Linked DNA regions of Homo sapiens: region 2 is linked to region 1. Evidence: read pairs that join two places in POLR2A ChIA-PET (ENCODE). Cell type or tissue: PC-9. All regions are shown on one strand. Each heading gives the region's core, and the rest is flanking DNA. Links, peaks and the distances in the headings are about the cores only.

Region 1 (4,397 bases), core at 294-4,293:
TCTTCCTTTTAAAAAGTGCCATTCTGAACAACGATACAAAGTGAAAAAATAAATTTTTTAAAAAAGAAAGGGAAAAACTACAATTTGACCATTCTGACCAGCCTCCTTGTTCCAACTGGCCTCTTGATTTGTATAAAGATAATGGGGTCCGGCGGCCCCCTTGATGCATGAATTGCACGCTGGGCATAATGAACTTATTGTGCGAAAGCACTTTGGACTTCGGACTGTGTTCCTATGTCAGAATTTTACTGTGGTTTGTAAGATAAACTGGAAGGAAACAAACTCGTGGTTAACTCTTGTCAATACGTGTCTTGAACCAAGCAAAGTGACATTTCCTACCTGTGGCTTTGACTTTAAGCTGCACAAAAGGTAGGAGCTAGCCTCTCAGCTGTTCAAAGCCTAGAATGAGATGCCTGCTTAGTAGGTGTTAAATTATAACAGCAACAACCCATATGGTGCTTATTAGGAGAATAGTATTCCAAAACTTCTCTAATGACTGTGACCCTCCTGTGAAATTCTGATTTCAATTGTATATGGGGTACAATAAATCTTTATCTTTTATCACCAGAAAAGCTAATTGAACTGCTGTTTGCAGGCAGAAATAACAAAATGGGGGTAATGGGCTCTTAGCCTGGGCTAAGACTCTCAACAGCTTTTTTCTGTTTTGCAGCTCACACATACAGTCGGCTCAGGCAGACGGCCCAAGACAAGCCTGTGCCAAAGAAATGCTGATTTAGTCTGACCCAGACAATCTCTACTCCCACATGTCACTTCTCTGCAGAACTCTTACTAGTATGGCAAATACTTTAAAAATCATACAATAAAAGAAGGCAAAACCTCAGTAATTTGAGGTTCACTTTTAATAAACTCTTTCCATGCATTAAAATAAATTGAGGCCCTGAGCTCTGGCGAAATGTTTCCGGGTTTTTAATTCCCACCGCCCCCCCACCCCGGAGGCATAAATAGCCACATACGCAATTCAAAGTACTCTATTTGAACTAGTATAGGAAAGATGTTTTCTATAGATATTGCAGATAAATTTGCAATGACTTAAATATTTATCTGCTAAAGTTGCTGAGTGCCTCCACAACAAAACCGAACTCATTTTTTGTGCACGATGGGCATCTGAATGCTACCTGATGGTGATGATATAGAAATACTAATTGCTAAGTAAAAGTGGTAAGTGATGTGATCTACAGATTATGTAATGTAGTTCATTTCCCCCAAAATGTAAACTATATTTAGAAATATTCAAATGTGACATTATTACCCTATACAGGATGTCTTATCTCAGCATCAAGGGCGTCTGTAGAGCTGCTGGAGGAGGCTCTTTAGATTACGCAATCTAACTTCTGACAGCCCATTCAAAGGATGAGAACCGGTGCCTTGAAGCTCTCAATTTAAACTAGGAATCCTGTAGTCTAGTCTCTAGACTTATCTGACCTAGGCAGAAATCATCTCCTAGAGGCTTTTCATGGCTGATTTTGTGATGTTTTACTTGCACTGAAGATTTATTATTCCATGTTTTGAGTTAGTGTTATACAGTGCCATTCTATATATTTTCCAAATAAATGTTTGTCTTACAGAAGAAACTGTTTATACCATTCTAATAGGGTTGTTTAATAAGGAAATTTTACTCAGTTGGGTTTTGGATTAAAAATAAAAGAACAGCTTTTAAGATACAATGTCTAAATGATTCTCAATAATGATCTGTCTATGGTATAGTTACTTTTTGTCCTAAAATACCTTTTCTGTGGGTTGTATGGATTGTTTTATGTTGTGCCAGGCAGATGTGCATAATTTTCTGATTAAAACCAGTGCAAATACAGACTTCATATTCTATAATCTTTTAAAGAGACAAGTTACACTTCAAATCAAACAATCAGAGAGCTGTTTCAAATCAAGCATTTTAAGTTAAGTTGTATTGACATGGGGAGGGAGCAGATGACACACCTAATGAGTTAAAACAATGTTCACTGTTAAATTAGGTATAAATTAATGTAATAACTAGGGGTAGTGTGGGTATCCCTGACAAATTATGGATTTATCTGAGGATTAATGGAGGAATCCACAGATAATCCATAAATCTACCCATTTTCTATCTTCTAACCGCTTAGCGAGTAATTTATAAATTGTCTATTTGTGTGCTTTTTAAGTTACAGTGAGGGGTTCAGACATATTAAGGAAAATGCAGGCTGTCAAGAGAAACAGCAACAAGGGATCTATAGAGTTTGTAATCTGGAAAGTCACACCCGTAATTTTTATTTGATTGTAGTACCATTGCTGTCAGAGGCCTAACCAGTGGCACTGAAGGAGTTAAAACAGTCCCCACCCCCACTCCCGATTTCTAGAACCCCACGATAAATTGGGTAAATATGTATTCCATTCATTGGTGCATCTGACCTTGGTCTGTGACAGAGGAAAGGCGTGTCTTCTCATACTGTTCCCTATGAACAAAAGGCAAGCAAATGAGGGTGACTCAGGACTTCTCATGGCCTACACACAACTGAACATTTTTCTGAATGATTCCACGTATACACTTAGGAATCAGGAAGAGAAACATTTTACTCTTCACTAACCAAATAAAACCATCTATAAATCATATGCAAAACAACTTTTGAGTAAAGAGGGACTTAAAAGTCTAGGAATTAAAAAAGGATTTCCATAGTTTCCTTTTAACTCTCCCCCAACTCCCCTTTGGGGAATAAACAAAGACATCTGCCACATCAAGAGTCTGGTTTGTTTTCTTAACTGAAAACGAAATGCAGTCATTAAAGTATATCTTTGGGAAGAGGTTTTGAAATGTTGAGAATTACTTCTACAAGCTGCACTATTTTCAATTTCACTAAAAATAAAATTTAGCATTTTTGTTACAAAAACATAGTTCATCCTATTTCTTTTAACCTAGTTATTACATGAAAAATTGTTTATCATCTGTAACTTGCTAAGAATATGGTTTCTTGAAAACCTTAAATGGACTAATAATGAAAAACTATTAAAATATATATAGTGATGGGCCCCTCCTAGTTACCAGACCACCCTAGTGTAAATATATTCAAGTACACATTCACTGTTGCTGTTTAATTTAAAACATATAGTAACTCTATGTATATCCTAGCCTCCAACTCTTTATGAGTTTCACAACTTCCTTTCATAGAGAAGTCTGCCAAGCCATTAATCAATAAAAAGAGTAAAAGCTGCAACATCTAGGAAATTTCTTATTATATGAGAGTAGCCAGTAAAATGTGTCTCAGTGCTTTCTACCTTTTATCTCTATTTATAAATTTAAGTTTCAGGATATCAATAAAGCTCATACATGGCTTTGGCTTTTTTCATTCCTAAGCTTTCCAAAGTATAAGGCTTTTTTTTTTTTTAAATCCCTTTTGTCTTTAGCGCATTTCCTATGGCCCAACGTAGCTGTTTTATTCCAAAGCTTTTCAAAGAGCAGCTCCAGGTCTTGAGAGTCTTTCCAGTGTCGTCACTATCTTCTCTTTCCAATCTACCATTGCAGAATGGCTGGTTCTGCTGCTAGTTGAAAAATAAACAAATGCTTTCTAGCCGTACTTTGTTCAGCTCTTTTATCTGTGTCCCCTATCCAGTTGCCCTTTCCGCAGTCCCTGGCACTTCTATTTTATACCATCAGTTGCCTTTTTGTTCCATGTCTTTTATCTCCTGAAGTTCAGGCAAACCCCAACCCCAAACCCACACATCCTTTAGTCACATTGCCATTAGTGATTAAAACAATAGCCATTCTAAGCTTGCTTTAGAAAATTAAAAAAGGCCTCAGAAAATGTTCAGTGCTCCCAATTTTATTTTTATTTAATGCTAAAAGTTAAAGAAAAAAAGGTACTGTAAATCTGACAAATGACAGAATTCAGGTGATATTTCCATAGCGTGATTTTAAAATATAATAATGTTGGTATCTGAGATTACACTCACTTCAGTTGACATGAGTTTCATCATATATAGAAAAAGTATCACCTTCAACTTAAAAAAAGTAAAGGTTAAAAGGTGGCACACTTTTAAAATACTTGGTGGCCAAGGAAAGGTATATAGTAAAAGTTGTAAACCATGTGTATGTTCTCATAACTTTAAATGTGAGGCCACATGAAAGACAGTACATCTGTTAAATTCTATAAATTGTTAAAAGCAAAAAAGGGAAAGCTTCAACACCCCATCCCCTAATATTTTGAGTATTAAAAGCACAGCTGAAATATTAGGATTTGAAATCTGATACTGCCCATGTACAGTAAGTAGCTTTGTGACATTTTTATCCAGCTGTGGAGAATCTCTGCACTGTCATCAGGTACAACAAAAGATCAAACCCATGTCCCGATGTTAACTTTTTAACTTAAAAGAATGCCAGAAAACCCAGATCAACACTTTCCAGCTACGAG
Region 2 (4,397 bases), core at 283-4,282, 540 kb after region 1:
TCAGACATGACCCCTTTGTCGCGACTGCTGGTGGGTGTTGTGTTCTTTCCAGGGAGTCATGTTATGACTGGTTTTTACCCTTTTGTCAATGACTGCAGCTGCTGCTACTAAATGCCTAAACTCATTAAGTCACTAGGTTTGCAAAATGGTGATATAATTTGGATGTGAGGAGTTAGCAAAAAGGACCTAGTAATGAACACAGATCTTTCCCTGAAGACATCAACCTACTGTTTTGAAGTAAGAAAAATGCTACTACACAAATGAGTATCATCAAGAAGGGAACTGGAAAATAGTGCCTGACATGACTGATGGCATTCTGTAATAATACACTATACTAATGCTTTTGTATTGATTAAACCAGCTGTGATTTACTGAATGCCTAATATATACCAGACACTCAGCTAGACATTTTATGTATTTCATTTAATCTCACATCTCCAACACGGTGTTTTTTTTCTGATTTTATGAATAAGGAAGCTGAGACTGGAAGAGGTACGTGACTGCGATGAAATGGCAACAAGTGGCTGGCCTAGGACTGAAACCAAGTCTAGCTGACTCTAGAGCCCTGCTCTTCACACAACACACAGCTGCCGACAACATCCAAATCCAACACATCCTAGTGCACCCCCAGGAACAAATGCTGGAGTTCCGCTTCCACCTAGAATGTAAAAAGCCAGAAAGTGCATCACTCCTGCTCTTACCAGTTAAGAAGAAACCAGATAACCCACAGCATCATAACTTTTGTTGCAGCCATCACAGAGCTGAAGTCTTGGGGAAAGCCAGCAGCTAGAAGCTAAGGACAGGCCTGCTTCCTCCAATGAGAGACAGAGGAAGCACTGGCTCTTCTGGCTCTACGATGGCCGAGCACAGGGGCAAAATGCTGGGCACCAGACAAGCAGGAAAGATTCCAGCCATGATCTCACTAAAACACTAGAGCTCAGCGTGGGCTGGGCCTGAAACAGAAGTCCTGGAAGCTGCCGAGGCAGGAGTGTGCGCCCATCCTCAGGATCTGCCCCACTGACCTCCACTCCCTGGGAAAGGCTGAGATCGCAGCTATGGGTGCTGCAGGCCTGGAGGACGGAATGGCCAAAGTGTGGGAAAGGCACAAAGCCCCACCTGGATTCTTCTTGAGAGGTGACAGCGTGCTGGCAGTCCTCAGAGCCCTCGCTTGCTCTCCGCACCTCCTCTGCCTGGGCTCCCACTTTGACGGCACTTGAGGAGCCCTTCAGCCCACCGCTGCGCTGTGGGAGCCCGTTTCTGGGCTGGCCAAGGCCGGAGCCGGCTCCCTCAGCTTGCAGGGAGGTGTGGAGGGAGAGGCGCGAGTGGGAACCAGGGCTGCGCGGCGCTTGCGGGCCAGCTGGAGTTCCAGGTGGGCGTGGGCTTGGCGGGCCCCGCACTCGGAGCAGCCGGCCGGCCCTGCAGGCCCTGCCGGCCCCGGGCAGTGAGGGGCTTAGCACCCGGGCCAGTGGCTGCGGAGGATGTACTGGGTCCCCCAGCAGTGCCAACCCACTGGCGCTACGCTCGATTTCTCACCGGGCCTTAGCTGCCTTCCCGCAGGGCAGGGTTCGGGACCTGCAGCCCGCTATGCCTGAGCCTCCCACCCCCTCCATGGGCTCCTGTGCGGCCCGAGCCTCCCCGAGGAGCGCCACCCCCTGCTCCACGACGCCCAGTCCCATCGACCACCAAAGGGCTGGGGAGTGCAGGCGCACGGCATGGGATTGGCAGGCAGCTCCACCTGCAGCCCCGGTGCAGGATCCACTGGGTGAAGCCAGCTGGGCTCCCGAGTCTGGTGGGGATGTGGACAACCTTTATGTCTAGCTCAGGGATTGTAAATACACCAATCAGCACCCTGTGTCTAGCTCAGGGTCTGTGAATGCACCAATCGACACTCTATATCTAGCTACTCTGGTGGGACCTTGGAGAACTTTTATGTCTAGCTCAGGGATTGTAAATACACCAATCAGCACTCTGTATCTAGCTCAAGGTTTGTAAACACACCAATCGGCACCCTGTGTTTAGCTCAAGGTTTGTGAGTGCACCAATCGACACTCAGTATCTAGCTGCTCTGGTGGGGCCTTGGACAACCTTTATGTCTAGCTCAGGGATTGTAAATACACCAATCGGCACTCTGTATCTAGCTCAAGGTTTGTAAACACACCAATCGGCACCCTGTGTTTAGCTCAAGGTTTGTGAGTGCACCAATCGACACTCTGTATCTAGCTGCTCTGGTGGGGCCTTGGACAACCTTTATGTCTAGCTCAGGGGTTGTAAATACACCAATCGGCACTCTGTATCTAGCTCAAGGTTTATAAACACACCAATCAGCACCCTGTGTTTAGCTCAGGGTTTGTGAGTGCACCAATCGATACTCTGTATCTAGCTGCTCTGGTGGGGCCTTGGAGAACCTTTGTGTCGATACTCTGTATCTAACTAATCTGATGGGGACATGGAGAACCTTTGTATCTAGCTCAGGGATTGTAAATGCACCAATCAGCACCCTGTCAAAACAGACCACTCGGCTCTACCAATCAGCAGGATGTGGGTGGGGCCAGATAAGAGAATAAAAGCAGGCTGCCCTAGCCAGCAGTGGCAAGCCACTCGGGTCCCCTTCCACACTGTGGAAGCTTTGTCCTTTCACTCTTTGCAATAAATCTTGCTACTGCTCACTCTTTGGGTCCACGCTGCTTTTATGAGCTGTAACACTCACCGCAAAGATCTGCAGCTTCACTCCTGAAGCCAGCGAGACCACGAGGCCACCGGGAGGAACGAACAACTCCAGACGCGCTGCCTTAAGAGCTGTAACACTCACTGCGAAGGTCTGCAGCTTTACTCCTGAGCCAGTGAGACCACGAACCCACCAGAAGGAAGAAACTCCGAACAAATCCGAACATCAGAAGGAACAGACTCCCGACGCACCACCTTAAGAGCTGTAACACTCACCGCGAGGGTCCGCGGCTTCATTCTTGAAGTCAGTGAGACCAAGAACCCACCAATTCCGGACACATTCTCTTGATGGAGGAGAAGGCTAAGCTGCTAGGGGAGGGATAGCAAACCCTGTCACTCCAGGGCACAGAGAAGACCCCTACAGCCGGAGGAAGGGAGGAGTCCAGCTACCGGGGGAGAGGTGGGAAACATCCTCTGCATAATCCCCACTAAAGGTACAAGGCATTTGGCACAGCTTGGCTGCCCCGGGAAAAAAGCCCTGATCAGGTGCACTCCTGAGACACGGAAACACTAAGACAAGACAGCAGAGACCCTGCTGCGCCCACTCCCACCAGACTACCAAGCCAACTGACAAGCAATAGCACTTTTTTTATTTTGAGACGGAGTTTCTCTCTTGCAGTCCAGGCTGGAGTGCAATGGCATGATCTCGGCTCACTGCAACCTCTAACTCCCATGTTCAAGTGATTCTCCTGCTTCAGCCTCCAGAATAGCTGGGATTACAGGCGCACGCCACCACTCCTGGCTAATTTTTGTATTTTTAGTAGAGACGGGGTTTCACCACGTTGGCCAGGCTGGTCTTAAAATCCTGACCTCAGGTGATCCGCCCACCTTGACCTCCCAAAGTAATGGATTATAGGCGTGAGCCACTGTGCCTGGCCAACAACAGCACTCTCTAAATGAGATCTTCAATAAAACTTAAAACTTTCAATCTTTAAGAGACACCTCTGGGCGTGTGTGGTGGCTCATGCTTGTAACCCTAGCACTTTGGGAGGCAGAGGTGGGTGGATCATCTGAGGTCAGGAGTTCGAAACCAGCCTGGCCAACATGGTGAAACCCCGTCTCTACTAAAAATACAAAAATGACCCGAGTGTGGTGGCGCACGCTTGTAATCCCAGCTACCTGAGAGGCTGAGGCAGGAGAATCAGTTGAACCCGGGAGGCGGAGGTTGCAGTGAGCTGGGATCGCACCACTGCACTCCAGCCTGGTGACAGAGCAAGGATCCATCTCAAAAAAAAAAAAAAAAAAAAAGACACCTCTAAAAAAGCCAGCCACAAACTGGAGCAAAATATCTGAAACACACATAGCAGGAAAAGGTGTTATATCTAGAATATATAAATAACTCCTTACAACCATATAAAAATAATTTAAAAGTCACTAAAAAATGGGCAAAATTTTTGTACCAACATTTCACCAAAGAATAGATACAAATAGTAAGCACATAAGATGCCTAACATTTTTAGTCACTGTGGTTGACAAACCTTCAGAATGTCTAAAATTAAATGACAATGCCAAGTGCTGGTGAGGATGTGAAGCAACTGACATTCTCATCGATAGCTGGTAGGAATGTAAAATGGTACAAACACTTTGGAAAACAATTTTGCAGCTTCTTAGAAAGTTACAATATACCGTAAGATCTGGCAATCCGACCAGGCAGTTTCTCAAAAGAAATGATC

The links. Peaks named below come from ENCODE experiments on the same cell type or tissue, not always from the same donor. Only the 100,000 strongest peaks of a DNase experiment are listed, where the experiment ranks them.
Region 2: POLR2A ChIA-PET joins it to region 1 with 5 read pairs; 6 of 35 experiments call an interaction of 5 or more read pairs at or near these places.

What each region holds. Positions count from the first base shown.
Region 1 is chr1:234,600,476-234,604,872 of GRCh38, forward strand. It overlaps IRF2BP2 (interferon regulatory factor 2 binding protein 2), which reads right to left. Exons shown (of 2, transcript NM_182972.3): 2 at 3,794-4,397. Among named protein-coding and RNA genes, the nearest start is that of IRF2BP2, 7.5 kb to the right of the region's middle. RefSeq lists silencers at 377-426, 2,312-2,481. In PC-9, for the core only: no CTCF peak of the experiment used is centred there; DNase peaks (open chromatin) are centred at 2,496 and 3,493; H3K4me3 peaks cover 3,226 bases; H3K27ac peaks cover 4,000 bases.
Region 2 is chr1:235,138,976-235,143,372 of GRCh38, forward strand. All of the region lies in intron 6 of RBM34 (RNA binding motif protein 34), which reads right to left. Among named protein-coding and RNA genes, the nearest start is that of TOMM20, 12 kb to the left of the region's middle. In PC-9, for the core only: no CTCF peak of the experiment used is centred there; no DNase peak of the experiment used is centred there.